Linked DNA regions of Homo sapiens: region 2 is linked to region 1. A link is a loop called in an ENCODE intact Hi-C map of the cell type or tissue named here. Cell type or tissue: PC-9. All regions are shown on one strand.

Region 1 (8,000 bases):
CCCCCTCCCTCCTTACACACACATGCGTGCGCACACACACACACACACACACAAAACGAAATGACCTTTACTTACTTCACCGTTGCGTGCACACCTCAGCTACTTATGGGCTTTTATGTCTCTAACGTTATTTATTTCTGTATGCTTTCATCAAAGATTTATTGAGTACTGCTATGTCCCAGGCACTATGAACAACATCAAGTACAGAAGATGAATGATCTATAACTGCCATTGAATTTTGAAGGATCTTTAGTTTAAAAGAGTCATTTTAGAAAAAAAAAGAGCTAACATTTTTCCAAGCATTTATATGCCAAGCCAAGTGATCTTCATTTATTCTCTGCCTTAGTCAGCACAAGAGCCTCAGGAGGTAGGTACAATTATTTTCTTTCATTTGTCAATTGAGATAACTAAAGCTTACATAAGCCAAGTAATTTACAGAGGATCACAGAGTTAGTGACAGAACTATTGCGGCCGTTACTATAATAGTAGAAGCTCACTTATATTAAGCACCTACTATGTACCATGAATTGTTGTAAGCACCTGATATAGTTTAGCTTACTACTCTTATTACCCACCATTTACTGATGAAACAGTAGTACAGAGATGTTAAATAAGTTCTCCAAAGTTACCAGTAGAACTGGGATACCAGTTGTCCTTTTTTTAATTTATTTATTTTTCTTTTTTCTTTTTTTTTTTTTTTGACGGAGTCTCCCTCTGTCGCCCAGGCTGGAGTGTAGTGCAGTGGCGCAATCTCGGCTCACTGCAATCTCTGCCTCCCGGGTTCAAAGGATTCTCCTGCCTCAGCCTCCTGAGTAGCTGGGATTACAGGCACATGCCACCATGCCCACCTAATTATTTTTGGATTTTTAGTAGAGACAGGGTTTCACTGTTAGCCAGGATGGTCTTGATCTCCTGACCTCATGATCCACCCGCGTCGGCCTCCCAAAGTGCTGGAATTACAGGCTTGAGCCACCACACCAGGCCCCAATTGTTCTTAATAACTCACAGACTCAAGTCTGGCTGTGCCAAAACTCATGCTTGTAATCACTATGAAACTGAAAGATAACGTATGGTCTCCATGATTAGGACAATATTCCAATCTGCCTGGTCAAGGGATACTAATGAAAGAGAAGATCTTGAAGAACATGGTTTATTCAACACATCAAACATAAGACTTTGTGATCTCAATCTACAAATTGTTTTCTGAAGTTACAAAATTCAGCAGAGACATGGGGGCCATGAAAGTCCAATTCCATGGCTCTAGTTTGCCACATTTTCCTTATCTACAACAAAGGAGTAAGTGACTAAGAGTCATCTATTATCTAATAATACTTTCCAGCTAAGAGTCATCTATTGTATAATAATACTTTCCAGCTTTGAGCAGGGTGTTCCACAAGTATCAGGAAAGCAGAAATCAGGTACATTCTAACTTAATGTTTTGTTTCAAAACCCGATCATAGTGACGGGTGCACAGTAGCCAGTCAATAAATTGTTATTAGATAAATGTTGGAAAAAAGCTTTCTGAACAAGCACTTTGTAGTATTTGCAGGGCTGGGCCTAGGGCGAAGCAAATGAGGCTCCTGTCTTGGCACAGAATTTAAGGGGCATCAAAAAATTCCCTTGGCTTCGGGCTCCAGTATGGTTCAGCACAACGTTATTACTGATCCTGTTCTTACGAAAATTGTAGATGTTTCACTTATCATAAATTATTTTGCACCAGTGTTGCCCCAGCCCTGATTACACACACTCTTCCTGATAACTTCCTGCCACTTACTACCTGTTTTATCACATGTAAGTTACTGAAAGTGTTCTGAGACTGAGTTTCCTTATCGGTAAAATGGGAATAAGAATTTTTAATTTATCATACTGTTGTAAGGAGCGAATCAGGTGGCATGTGTGCAATCTCTGACTCAGTGCACAGCATAAAATTGGAGCTCAATAAACATTACTTCCCTTGCCTGACAAGAGAAGTGTCTGTTAAATCGTTTCTTCACGTGGTTAATTATTTTGCTTAGTTTTTCTTCCCCAAGAAGATCAACCAATCCTTACAGGATCTCTCATTCAAACTGGTTATTTCTCCCAACAAGTTGCCTCTCGGGCAGATTGTCTGAGCTCAGGGGTTCGAGACCAGCCTGGGCAATGTGGCAAAACCCTGTCTCTACTAAAAATACAAAAAATTAGCCAGGCGTGGTGGCACACTCCTGTAATCCCAGCTACTCAGGAGGCTGAGGCAGGAGAATCACTTAAGCCTGGGAGGCGGGAGGTTGCAGTGAGTCAAGTTCGTGCTACTGCACTCCAGCCTGGGCAACAGAGCAAAACTCTGTCTCAAACACACACACACACACACACACACACACACACAAAGGTGCCTCTATATGATGCCGAGATATCAGTTGATTCAGAAAAGTCAGACAGATAAAATGGCAGCCAAATGTTGCTTTATTATTGAGATGGACTAATACCATTCATGGTTTCCACCTTGTGGTTTTGTCAGCCTATCTGAGAGACACAATCCAGATACAGTAGAAACTCTCTTACTAGACTCAGTAGATTAATGCAAATTCTCGAGCACCTCTGCAAAACCTACTGACTAGTGGCCAGGGCAGGCTGAATGTTTGAGGCTTGTATGTGACTTCCTGGAATGCCCACACACTTCTGCTGCCTCCAGCTGTGTTGCATGCTTACTAAGAGTGTGTTTGTAATTAGACAGTAAAATTTAATACACAAGGCAAAGAAAACTTAGGGCAAAAAGGGAGAAAAGTTGCTATTTCTATGAGAACTAAGTTGAATGCTTTGGGAAAACAATCAATAAAGGCAACGTAAGCCAAAAATATTAAAAAATGACTCAGGCAAGGAGCCTGTCTTCCTGGATTCACAAGGAAGTAGAGGATTTCAGGAACTGATGCAATTTTAATACAAAGTAGAAAGTGGTGCCTGCTACAAGAAAATCACACCTAAATTTCTATGCAAATAGATTACAGTTTGGAGCTTAGGGGTTACAATTCTAACATTCAGTTAGATTCAGAGATTTAATTTCTAAATCCTAATTAAAACTGATTTATTTCCAGCCGAGCACGGTGGCTCACACCTGTAATCCCAGCACTCTGGGAGACCGAGGCGGGCGGATCACTTGAGGTCAGGAGTTCAAGACCTGCCTAGTTAACATGGCAAAACCCTGTCTCTACTAAAAATACAAAAATTAGCCAGGCGTGCTGGTGGGTGCCTGTAATCCCAGCTACTCGGGAGGCTGAGGCAGGAGAATCGCTTGAACTGGGAGGCGGAAGTTGCTGTGAGCCGAGATTGCGCCTCTCCACCACTCCAGCCTGGGCGACATAGTGAGAGATTCTGTCTCAAAAAACATAAAAATAAACTGATTTATTTTCTATAATAAATCTAGAAAAGGCTAACATGCCATTCTGCAAATAAAACCAGTGGAACTTAGAATGTTGCAATACTGAGAATATATTTTTTTAAAAAAAAACGTGTATAATTCTCATTTCATCATAAAACCTCGGGCTGAATCTAGCTGTACTTTCCTAAGATTGCAATAAATCTACTAATTGCAATGACTATTCCTCAAGAATTTAATGAGCGTGGTTTACTGGCAAATTCATTTCTACCTTTCAGCTGGGTGGTCTTGGGCTCTTGCTAAGCCTCTCTGACCGTCAGTTTTCTCCTATGTAAAACTGTGGATAACAACACTTATTTCATGAGGATGCTGTGAGAATTAAATGAAACAATTTATGTAAGCGCTGGCACATGGTAGTTACCCTTCTCTGCCGCAAGGCAGTGCCCCCACGGGTTTAATTAAAGCTTTGGCTCTTTGCCTCTCAGTGAACAAAAAACTTTGAGTGTCATAATTAATGGATGAAGTCCAAAAAAATAGAATGTCAAAACCACGCGCAGGATAAAAACGAATAAGCTGGCACCCTTTTCAAATTCCTAGGCTCATTTCCCCCCCTAAATTTAGACAGGGTTGGCTGCTTGAAAAATGGCGTGAGCCTGCCATCTAGTGGCTACATGGAGGAACACCAAACCCCTTGTGTTCAGGAACCAGAGCTAGAGAATCTTTCCAAAAGGCATCTCTAATTTTAAAAACACCCCCTCAACACAAGATTTGATTGGCAGCAACATGCCAACTTCCTTAATCACAGCAACGAAACTACTAACACATTCTTCGAGTTCTCCTCCACTGTGTGCCCCACATTCCCAGCCAAGGCCTTGCTGTTCTGTGGTCTCACAGGCTTTCACCCTGTCAAAACCAGCTGTCAGTCAGCTGTTACATTAAAAAGAATCTGATTCATTTACTTTGTAATCTTATTAAAAATAATTCCTACTGCAAAGTATCCCCATGGGGATTTGCATTTTGATTTGATTTCACTTAGATACTATTTGACTTTGCGTTGGGTTTTACTATGTATTTAGCTAAGGATGCAATTCTTCAAGGCAGTGTCTCTCCAGCTGCATCAAAGTGCATCAGAATATTCTGGAGGGCTTTTTAAAGCTCAGAATATGGGGGCCCCATCACTACACTTTCTGACAATGTGACTTTCTAATGAGTTCCCAGATACTATTGAAGGAAATCAAAATTTTTTACCCCAAAGTATATTTACTTGACATATTTTGGGAGATAGATGGTTGTCAAAGAGCCCGCAAACAGAAGTGGCCCTGCAAGGCTATCTTTAGTGGGGAAGATTTGCATCTGTAGAGAATCTACATTAATGCAGCTAGGTCCTCCCTTGTCCAGATGTAGGAAGATTACCTGAGAGTCTGACACCTTTAAACATCAGAAAGAAACATTTACCACCTATCTCTCTGAAGGTTGCTACTTTGTTACCTAACAAGATCACCTTTTCTAAACAAGCCACTTCTTCTCCCCGTCCCATAACCTGTCTTGCCACTATAACCTGATTGACCACCATAACCTGGTTTCGGCCATGCAGTGAGCCTTCATTATTTCTGTAAGCTCAAGTTGCATTCCATTACGGGGTTGGGCAGTCACACTGTAGTCCTTCCCACGTACACGTTAATAAATTTTGTATGCCTTTTCTCTAATTAATCTGCCTTTTGTGAGTTCATTTTTCAGCAAACCTTCAGAGGGCAAAGGGGAAGTTTTCTCCTTGACCCCTAGAATACGATATTGTTTATCTGGGGACCACAATTTGGGAATGATGGACCAACTTCTAATGACACAATTTCATAATAAGACACAGCTAATGAGCAAGACCATTTTTAAAAGGCATTTCTGCAGGCTGAGACAAGAAATTAACATGTGAACAACACAAATTATTTTAAATTACCAGGCCTAGAGAGACATTAAAATGAGACCAGCATATGCCCTTTGAACTATGTATTCATCTCTTGAAACTGCTTACTGTTGCTATAAGTAGCTATAAATTATCTAACAATGCAACAATGGACACCATAATCCATACTCTATAACTTAACAATGTGTAGCCAATCATTAATCACTGTTATTTCTATAAACCAATGAGAATTCCTGACAATTTTATATCAGCCGCTCCCTGTCCCCCTTTTTTTGCCTTTAAAATCCTCCCTGCAGCTGGGTGCTGTGGGTCACGCCTGTAATCCCAGCACTTTGGGAGGCCAAGGCGGTGGATCACCTGAGGTCAGGAGTTCGAGACCAGCCTGACCAACATGACAAAACCCTGTCTCTACTAAAAATACAAAAATTAGCTGGGCATGATGGCATGCGCCTGTAGTCCCAGCTACTCGGGAGGCTGAGGCAGGAGAATCGCTTGAACCCAGGAGGCAGATGTTGCAGTAAGCCAAGATCACACACTGCACTCCAGCCTGGGTGACAGAGCGAGACACTGTCTAAAAAAACAAAAACAAAAACAAAAAAAACAAAAAAACAAACTTTCCTATGTTACCACCTACATTTCTGAAATTCTCCACTGCCACCACTGCACTTGAGGTGACCACCCTCTCTCTCCAAGTCTCAGTATTTATGTCACTTCCTCCAGGACAATCTCCCTGACCACTAGTCTAGGTTCGGGGCCTGTCTGAGGACTTTCACAGCACTCTACACTTCCTTCCACACTCAGGCCATGACCACAATAAATGTAAATTGAGTGTTCACTTGTTCCAATCCCAGCCCAGATGCTGAGGGTTTTACCATACACACATTGTATCTCAAATGCCTGGGGCAGGGCCTGGCTCAGAATAGGTGTTCAGTGTTTCTTAAATGGATGAACAAACGAATGAATAAAAATGAGTACATGAGTAGCTGCCCTCTCCACTTGGCCCCTTCTATAAGACATAAAAAAAAATGGGTAGCTCTGAGTAAAGTGTTTTCCAGTTCAGAGATGTCTGGCCTTGGTAGGAGCGTGCTGACTTCCCAGAGTATCGTGAGTGGCTGTGATCTGAATAACATATCACGGCTGAGTGTGAGCCAGGCTTACACTCAGGACATGATGCAAGCGATGCTTTGCTTAAGTTCAACAAACACATTGAAGCCTTATGGTACATCAGGCATCATGCTAGAGACACCGAGTATAAAGATCTGCTAATCACTCCTGTGAGACAGGCGCACAAACAGAATAGTACTGCAGCATCCCAGAGGACGGAGAAGCAGTGTGGGCCAATCAGGAAAAATGAATTAGGCCTTTGTAATGAGTTTCATAGTGGCCCCTGAAAGATGTATCCAGGCCCCACCCTCAGTATCTGCGAACATGATGTTATTTGGAGAAAAGGGCTTTGCAGATGTAATTAAGTAAAGACTCTTGTGATGAGATCATCCAGATTTAGGAAGGCCCTGTGTTCAATGACTAGCATCCTTCTAAGAGAAAAGAGAGGGAGATTTGAGAAAAGGAGAAATATGGAGATGGCTATGGGAAGCTGAAGGTAGAGACTGGAGTGACAGGCCAAGGAATGCCAAGGATTGCCTCGTAGGCATTTATTATTTCCCACTCACTACAGGATTTTTTCCTTTACTTTTTCCTTTTACCTGAAATCAGCCACTTTATAACTAGAACACACTGTGCATCCATACGGTTGAATTCCAGGCGTTGGAACGCCTTTTGTTGTTGGTAAGAGACTCCCTGTCTTCTTCAACAGATCCTGTAAACTACTTAACGGTGCAATGCTGTTTACTCATAGCATTTTTTTTTTTTTTGGATGGAGTTTCACTCTTGTCACCCAGGCTGGAGTGCAATGGTGCTATCTCAGCTCACTGCAACCTCCACCTCCCAGGTTCAAGCAATTCTCCTGCCTCAGCCTCCCGAGTAGCTGGGATTACAGGCATGCGCCACCACACCCAGCTAATTTTTGTATTGTTAGTAGATGGGGATTCACCATGTTGGTCAGGCTGCTCTCAAACTCCTGACCTCAGGCGATCCACCTGCCTCGGCCTCCCAAAATGCTGGTATTACCGGCAGGAGCCACCACGCCTAGCCACTCATAGCATCTCTTAATAGAGAACTCTGTAAAATAAGATATTGAAAATGAAAATAAGATAAATACGTATTTTTAACCCAAACAAGATCTTGTCAGGCTACTTACTTTGAAACACATGATCTTCTTCAGTACTTGCCCCTAATGGCAGTAGTCTTAGTAAAGATTTAATTTTACAGGAAAAATGTTCCTTCTCAGCCCCCAAGCCAAATGTCCTCATCATCCTACCCTCAGAAACTCTATCCACACTTTGCCCAAGCCCCCGGAACTCACCAGTCTGGATTTGATCCGTCTCCAAGACCAAGCGGGGTGGTGCTCACACACCCCTGATCCTCCATCTGTGAAAGCAGAGACCAGAGAAGCATTTGATCTGCCTAAGACATCAGAGACAAGTTCAGTGGGCGCTCTCTGAGCCATTTCCTAAAAGTAGAGCCTGGGCTTCTGGTCCAATCTAGGGAGAGAGCACATGGTCCTCCAGACTTTGCTGACCTTATACTGGTCTATATGGTCTAGGTTCATCAAAGTGTTACTTTTGCCCCCTCTTCAAATTGTGCTGTTTAAACTTCTATTTCTCCATCTTCATC
Region 2 (8,000 bases), 1.2 Mb before region 1:
AGGAGAATGAGGAGCATCTTACATGGTGGCAGGCAAGAGAGCGTGGGTAGGGGAACTGCCCTTTTTAAAATCATCAGCTCTCATGCAACTTATTCACTATCATGAGAACAGCACAGGAAAGACCCACCCCCATAATTCAATTACTTCCCACCACGTCTCTCCCATGACACATGAGAATTATGGGAACTACAATTCAAGATGAGATTTGAGTGGGGACACAGCAAAACCATATCATTGTTACTACACATTTTGTTGTGTAACAGAAACCTGGTATGGGACGGGGAGGGAACCACCCTTCTCCAGACAGGGCAAAAACATTTCCTTTACTATTTTGTAAATAGTTCTAAAATTTACCACTTAGTTAATCACATTAGTTTAGCCTTAAAGGCCCTAATGAGATGCAAAGTTGACAGATGGGATAACATATTAAACCTGTTCATGTCCATTACCATGAAAACTGGCATGAATTAAGTGGACTCATTAGGCAGAAAGAGCAGGACCCTAAAAATGCAAACTGAAACCACAGTGAGATATCATCACATACAAGTTAGGGTGGCTATTACCAAAAAGTCAAAAGAAAACCAATGTTGTTAGGGATGTGGAGGAAAGGGAACCCTTGTGCATTGTAGGTTGGAATGTAAATTAGTATAGTCATTATGAACAATTCCTCACAAAATTAAAAATGAACTACTAGCAATCCCACTCCTGAGTATATATCCAAAAGAAATGAAATCAGTGTGTGGAAGAGATACCTGCACTCCCATGTTCATTATAGCATTTTTCACAGTAGCCAAGGTATGAAAACAACCTAAATGTTCATGGACAGATACATAGATAATATTCATTAGACACATGTATATATTTTGTGTGTGTATATGTAAATATATATATTCATGTAAATGTCGATGTGTACATGTATATACATGCATATGTATATACATGTACATGTATATACATGCATATGTATATACATGTACATGTATATACATGCATATGTACACACACACAGACACACACACACCCTTACCCACACAATGAAATATTATTCAACCTCAAGAAAGAAAGAAATCCTGTTACTTTCACCAAAATGGACGAAACTTGAGTTCCTTATATTAAATGAAATAAGCCAGGCACAGAAAATTAAATACTGCATTATATCATTTGTATGTGGTAAGTCAAATTCATAGAAGCAAGAGTAAAATAGTGGCTGCCAGGGTAGGGTGGGGGATTGCGGAGATCCAACAATGGTGATCAAAGAAAAGAAACTATCAGTTATACAGGATGAGTAAGTTTTAGAGATCTAACGTACAGCATGGTGACCATAGCTGGTAAAATGTATTGTATACTTGAAATTTGCTAAGAGAGTAGATCTTAAGTGTTCTCACCACACACACACACACACACACACAGGCACACACAAATGGCATCTATACAAAGTGATGGTTATGTTAATTAGCTTGATTGTGGCAATCATTTCACAATGTATACATATATCAAGACATCACCTTGTATACTTTAAATACATGCAATTTTTATTGTCTTCAGTTATATCTCAATAAAGCTGAACAAAAAGATTATGAAAAATGGGGGGATGGGAAACAGGACCCTAAGGTCATAGAACAGAGGAGACAGCTTCTCTTCAGTAGGGGTGATAGGAGTGTCAGGGAAAGACACTGACCTACAGGGAAACCTGAGACAAGGATGCTTCCAAATTTCTCAGCAGGGAGGGATACAGGAGAGGAGCCACAGAAATGGAGGAGGAATGCATAGAGAAGAAAAAATGATTTCTCCCCCAGGACAAACTTCACCTCACTTCCAATCAAGCTGTTTTCAGAAAACACATGGGATGCAAAATCCAAGCCCTTTTGTCTTTCTCCTTCTTCAAATAAAAAGCAAAATAGGCATTAACACGCAAAGGGGTCACAAAACCTCAAGTTTTTGCCCATCTTAGAGGCCCTGCCTCTAAGGGAGGATGAGAGAAGCATAATAATTTGACACTCAGTATTGTTGGTTAAAGAGAATGTTCTACCCACAGACAGCCTGAGATATGGCCAGAGTCCTCTTTAAAATTAAAGTCTAAGAGACTGAAAACTTCCTGAAGCAGTTTCCAAACAAAATAAATAGGCAGGTGTTTATGCCACCCTGATTTTGTTTAGGATTTGCTAGGTGACTACTAAACATTTTATTTAAAAAAATTACTTTTGCCATGTAAGAAAACTTAATGATTTTTCTAAAACTGAAAAGTTCACTGCAGTCTCATTGAACTATTCCTTAAAGAACAGTCCAGGACAGCAAGCTAAGCTGCCAAGTGATGACAGTCGTGATAGCCCACAGCTCTGAGCAGGGAGGTAAGGGGAGCGGTGTCAAGTTAAATCTGTCAGAAGAAGTTGAGAAACCTGATAAAGGTATAAAATAGTCAGGATGCAGGAGAAGGGAACCCAACTTCTCCATTAAAAAAATAGCTTCCCTTTAAGAAACCGAAAGAGATATGAGGAACAGCAGCCACCTTGGGGCACCACTTCTAGGTTGATCTACCTGAAATCTGTTTAAGCAAAAACATAATGAGCACTTACACTTGTGTGCTAGAATTAAAAAGGCATCACCTGAAAATAATGTTATTGAGCATTTTTTATATTGCAAGGCACTGAAATAAGCACTTTATGTTAACTAACATTAATCTCCAAAACAAATCTATCAGGTTGGTATCATTATTCATATTTGTAGGAAACTGAGGTGCATAGAGTAACATATGAGCAGATGCATGTGAGGATGCAGGTTGGCCTAAATCCAGACAAGTGCACTTTGAACAATGACACTTAGGTTAAATCAATAAAGGAGCAAAGACACCATTGATTCTCATTATTTGTGGTAGTTATGCTATATAAAGTCATTCTAAAAAATGTAATTAGCAAAGGCTGAACCATTGCTTCTGGGGGAAATGGAGGGTGAAATTTCTACAAACCTCTGGTCACAACATTTTCTTTTTCTTTTTTTGGGGGGAGTTGGGGGTGGGGGGCAGTGTTTCACTCTTGTTGCCCAGGCTGGGGTGCAATGGCACAATCTCAGCTCACTGCAACCTTCACCTCCTTGGTTCAAGTGATTCTCCTGCCTCAGCCTCCCCAGTAGCTGGGATTACAGGCACGTGCCACCAGGACTGGCTAATTTTTGTATTTTTAGTAGAGATGGGGTTTCGTAGAGATGGGGCCATGTTGGCCAGGATGGTCTCAAACTCCTGACCTCAGGTGATTCACCTGCCTTGGCCTCCCAAAGTGCTGGGATTACAGGTGTGAGCCACCATGCTTGGCCCACATTTTCAACTGATAAATATATAACCTTGTTTTACATGTTTCTATTTACAGAAAACTCATGTAATACACCATTGATGCATTAACACTGAGCTTATGGCCAATAGCACTATAGCTTCCATCTATACACACATTTTCTCCCTTATCATACACACATTTTCTCCCTAAGACACATCACAGCCTTCTTACTCTTAGGAACACTACACAGCACTTTAGCACTCTGATTGGGGGCCATTTTAATGACAAAATCATCAACAGAAAGTCAAAAATGGGAAAAATGTGGCACTAAATTGACCACTAAAAGAAAACTTGTTTACAGAATGAGAGCTGAAACAAAATGGAAGAGTTCAATCTCATTTGGGAATGTGAACTTCTGGTAACAAATTTTTCACTGGACTTTTCGCATCTCCAGTGACTGTAAAAGTGCTGTATCAATTTGGGGATTACATATCAATTTTGGAGAGTAGGTGAATTCATAAATACAGAATTCAAGAATAATATTGATGAACTATGTGCATTCTGCCCATCCCCATAGCCTGGTACAAATAATGTTCTGGAGAGCAGAAAAGGGGAGAAGGATGACAAGAAAACCGGAAAGAGAGGCTCAATAGAAAGGAAGATCTATGTTGCTGACATCCTTGGTTTTAGTAGCTCAGTTTTTGCAGGATTTCTTCTCTTGAGGGTCCTGTGTTGTAAGTAACTGACAGGCTTATTTCCTGAAGCAGAAACCCTGCATTCCTTGGTCCCCTCTTGTGTTTTCCAGATCTTTCAGAAATGAGGACTTGACTTGTCCCGTCTCTAATTCCTTGGCAAATCCAGGAGTGCTGTTTCTCAACACAGTCATTATTGTGTTGATACTGTTTTCAGTCTTTCCCATATCTCATTACCCTTATTCAGAAATGATCTGATCACCTAATGCTTCATTTTAGAAACTCATCTACACAAATGAACAAAATGCATTACTTAAACTGATTTATCTACTGAGGTTAAAGAAACCCAGGGGTAGGTGTGGCATTTAAGCAATCCTGGAATAAAGATGACACCCCCAAATGATGGCTCAGGACCTTACCTCTCTCTCGAACTCAGCTCTCTTTTACTGTGCTAACCCACACTCAGAGAGTCCCTGTGGTCACCCAATGGCAAACAGAGACAACAAAGGCAAAATCTTTCCAACTTCAGCTCAAGAACAAAGATGTGGACCCCTTTTCTGGTATTCTTAACAAAGACCTTAGAACTTACCTGCCGTTATTTAAACTGTACTGATTGAAATCTGCATGTGTTCATCCTGATTCACATAAACTGAGACTGTTTGCATGAGGGAGGAGCATCTCCCAGTGACAACTGAGGGGTTTTTTAGAAGCCGGACTCCTCTGTGTAGGCAAACACAAATGAATGCTACATAGGTGAAGTGAGGTTCATCTGCCCTGCAAGCTGGCCTCAGAGGAGTTACTCTTTTCCAGAGGATCTGTCTGTAAGTCCTGAGCAGCCCCTAACGGTCAGTAGTGGCCAGATGAGGGCAGTAGAGAGAGAAGACTCAGTGACAGCCTCAGACCACAGGAAGCTATGATGGAGTGCTCATTGCTCTGGGTACATGTCAGAAAATGCGAGGCTGATTTGAAGCTTCCTGCCTGTACCCACTAGGGCATTATGACTGTCACGCACAACTGGCTTTCTGCTCCCTGAGGATTCTCTCTGGCTGCCAGAGCCTGCTCTCCCCAAACCTCTGGCAGGTTTGAAGGGCCAGAGAGTTAACACTCCTTGGGAGCAGCTCCCTGCCCCACACCCCTCGCCAGTGTACCCTCCTATGGGTTGACTCTGAGGCACATGTGCCACACTGACTTACAGCTTCATCCTAGTGGGGATGAAAATCCAGTGAATTGGAGAAACAATGCACTTTCCTTCTCTGTCTCACTCCCCTGCTCCTCTGCCAGTGCCTCTGGGATCACCTCCCAAATAAACCACTTTCCTTGAACCTTGTCTCCCTGTCTGCAAATGCCCATATGGACCATGATGGCATAGGATCCAGGATTTTAAATATTTTTGCAAGAATGCATATTTTCTGTTGCTGTGTTCTCTCTACTATAGAATAAAAATCAAGGAGGGGATGGATAATCTCCATGCTGGGAAATCCACTGTTAACATATTTTCTAGAAATAAATGAAAAGAATATATATTTATGAAGAAAAATGTAAATAGCATGATAGTATAAAATATAAAAACTAAATTTGTATTTTCTCACCTTCTTCCAATAGTAAATTCTGATTAATTCTCTTGTAATTCCTCCCACAAAAAAGAGAATATACAGATAAAGCAAAAGATAAAAGAGGAGAGAGTGTCAGAGAGAGGTACAGAAGGAGAGAGCATTTGCAAAGCTTTCGGTATAGAGCTGGTTACTAAATAAATCAGTGTCCTTAACACTTTCTTCAAACAATAATTATATGTTTGAATATACTTCAAGTAACAGAACCTGCACTGTAAATAAACATATATACAGGCATGTTTAAATGATGATGTCGGTCTGGCTGCTGGATATGCCATAGACTAACTCAGTTAACTCACCAATAAAAATTCAAATGAAGTCCTCTTTGCTAATGAATAAAAATGAGCAGCACTAAAATTTAATTACATCCCTACAAGAATATTTTGTGTCTGAAGTAGCCAATATTTTTACAAAGTGAGCTAATTAAAATATTAAATAAAATATTAAAATAAGTAGACAGTTTTGAATATTTCTGATTAAGTTACATTTGTTCTTTGTACATTTTTCTAATACAAATGGTGGAAATTATAGAATATAAAACTCCAATTAATCTTTCCTTCCTTGAATGGAAACATGATTCAGAAGTTAACAGCATTGATAGAATCTAAGCATTTTCCTAATGAAAAACAAATCTTAACAAAACATCAGTACAGTATGTTCAGTATGAAAGAGAATATAGGCTGGGCACTGTGACTCATGTCTGTATTCCCAGCACTTTGGGAGGCTGAGTAGAGAGGATTGCTTAAGGTCAAAAGTTCAAAACTAGAGTAAGCAACATGGTGAGACCCTATCTCTACAAAAAAATTTAAAATTACCCTGGGGTGGTGGTGCACGCCTGTTGTCCTAGCTACTTGGGAGGCTGAGGCAGAAGGATTGCTCAAGCCCAGGACTTCAAGTCTACAGTGAGCTATGATCGCTCTGCTGCATTCCAGCCTGAGCGGCAAGGGAGACCCTGTCTCCAAAATAAATAAATAAATAAAATAGAATATAGTTTTGCTTTGGTTATCCTTTTATTTACCAAAAAAAACAAAGAAAACTGAAGTTTTGTTCCATGTGAACTTGAAAACTGTTCTAGACTAAAGATGGTGGCTCATGCCTTTAACCCCAGCCCTTCGGGAGGCCAAGTCGGTAGAATCGTTTGAGGCCAGGAGTTTGAGACCATCCTAATAAACATGGGGAGATCCTGCCAATATAAAAAATTAATTAATTAATTAATTAAATTAGCTGGGTGAGGTGACACTCACCTGTAGTCTTAGCTATTTGAAAGGCTGAGAAGGGTGTTTGAGCCCTTGAGTTCAAGGCTATGGTTAGCTATTATGGCACCAGTGCACTCCAGCCTGAGCAACAGAGCAAAACCCTGCAGCTAAAAAGTAAAAGCAAAGCAAAGCAAAGAGAATTGTTTTGAACGGTCTGATTTTCTGATTTGTCATTAATTAAACAATTTAAGAAGTAGCACCTTAGCCAGGCATGGTATCTCACACCTGTAATCCCAGCACTTTGGGAGGCTGAGGTGGATGGATCACTTGAGGTCAGGAGTTTGAAACCAGCCTGGCCAATATGGTGAAACCCCATCTCTAGCAAAAATACAAAATTAGCAGAGCATGGAGGCACATGACTGTAATCTCAGCTACTAGGGAGGCTGAGACAGAAGAATCGCTTCAACCCGGGAGGCGGAGGTTGCAGCCAGCCAAGACTGCATCACTGCACTCCAACCAGGGCAACAGAGTGAGACTTTGTCTCAAATTTAAGAAAAAAAAAAGAAGCAGCACCTCAAAAAAAAAAAAAAACTTTTAAGGGGAGCGATAAATACACTTATGCTTACGAGCATGTGCACATATGTGCACACACCCATAAACCCAATAAATATGACTGAAGATGGTAAAGAAATTAGGTTAGGAAAAAGTATTTTCTATCTAATACTACAGACAAATGGCTTATATTATTAATATACAAATGGCTGTTCTAAGACAAAAAATATTAAAATTCAGGTAGAATAAATATGAGTAACAACCAAACATAGTTAAAAGGAAAGTAATTTTAAAATTTTTGAAAAAATGTTCAATCTGACTTAAAATATTTTTTAAAATACCATTTAAAGCCACATACTGCCATTTCAACTGCCTGATTGGTAAAGATAAAAAAGTCGTTCAGTAAATCTACAGCTTCCTCGGGGTATTGGGGAAGCAGGAACACTCACCTTTGATTGGTGTGGAGGATACATGATTTCAATGTCCTTAAGATAAATTTTTCAGTAATTTTAAAAACTAGAATGTTTATAAAGTTTCTAAAGATTTACTCAAAATATATACTCACTGATATGAATTGAAGAATGTCATCAAAGCATGTTAGTGATAGCAAAACACTGAAAAGAAGAAAAATACACATCAATCATTCCTGGTTAAGTAAGTTATGCAGAGTAATACAACGGAAAACTA

The links. Hi-C counts contacts between places; a loop is a spot of excess contacts. Peaks named below come from ENCODE experiments on the same cell type or tissue, not always from the same donor. Only the 100,000 strongest peaks of a DNase experiment are listed, where the experiment ranks them.
Region 2: it touches region 1 in a loop (8-fold over the local background); 9 of 110 quality-filtered maps call a loop at or near these places.

What each region holds. Positions count from the first base shown.
Region 1 is chr5:163,404,630-163,412,629 of GRCh38, forward strand. LOC105377700 (a long non-coding RNA gene) reads right to left here. Exons shown (of 4, transcript XR_002956233.2): 1 at 7,690-8,000. Among named protein-coding and RNA genes, the nearest start is that of CCNG1, 29 kb to the right of the region's middle. RefSeq lists a silencer at 2,420-2,619. In PC-9, CTCF peaks have their summits at 3,993 (motif pointing left) and 4,196; DNase peaks (open chromatin) are centred at 2,872, 4,022 and 4,922; H3K4me3 peaks cover 574 bases; H3K27ac peaks cover 2,564 bases.
Region 2 is chr5:162,204,349-162,212,348 of GRCh38, forward strand. No RefSeq gene overlaps it. Among named protein-coding and RNA genes, the nearest start is that of GABRG2, 140 kb to the left of the region's middle. In PC-9, a CTCF peak has its summit at 4,817 (motif pointing right); no DNase peak of the experiment used is centred here.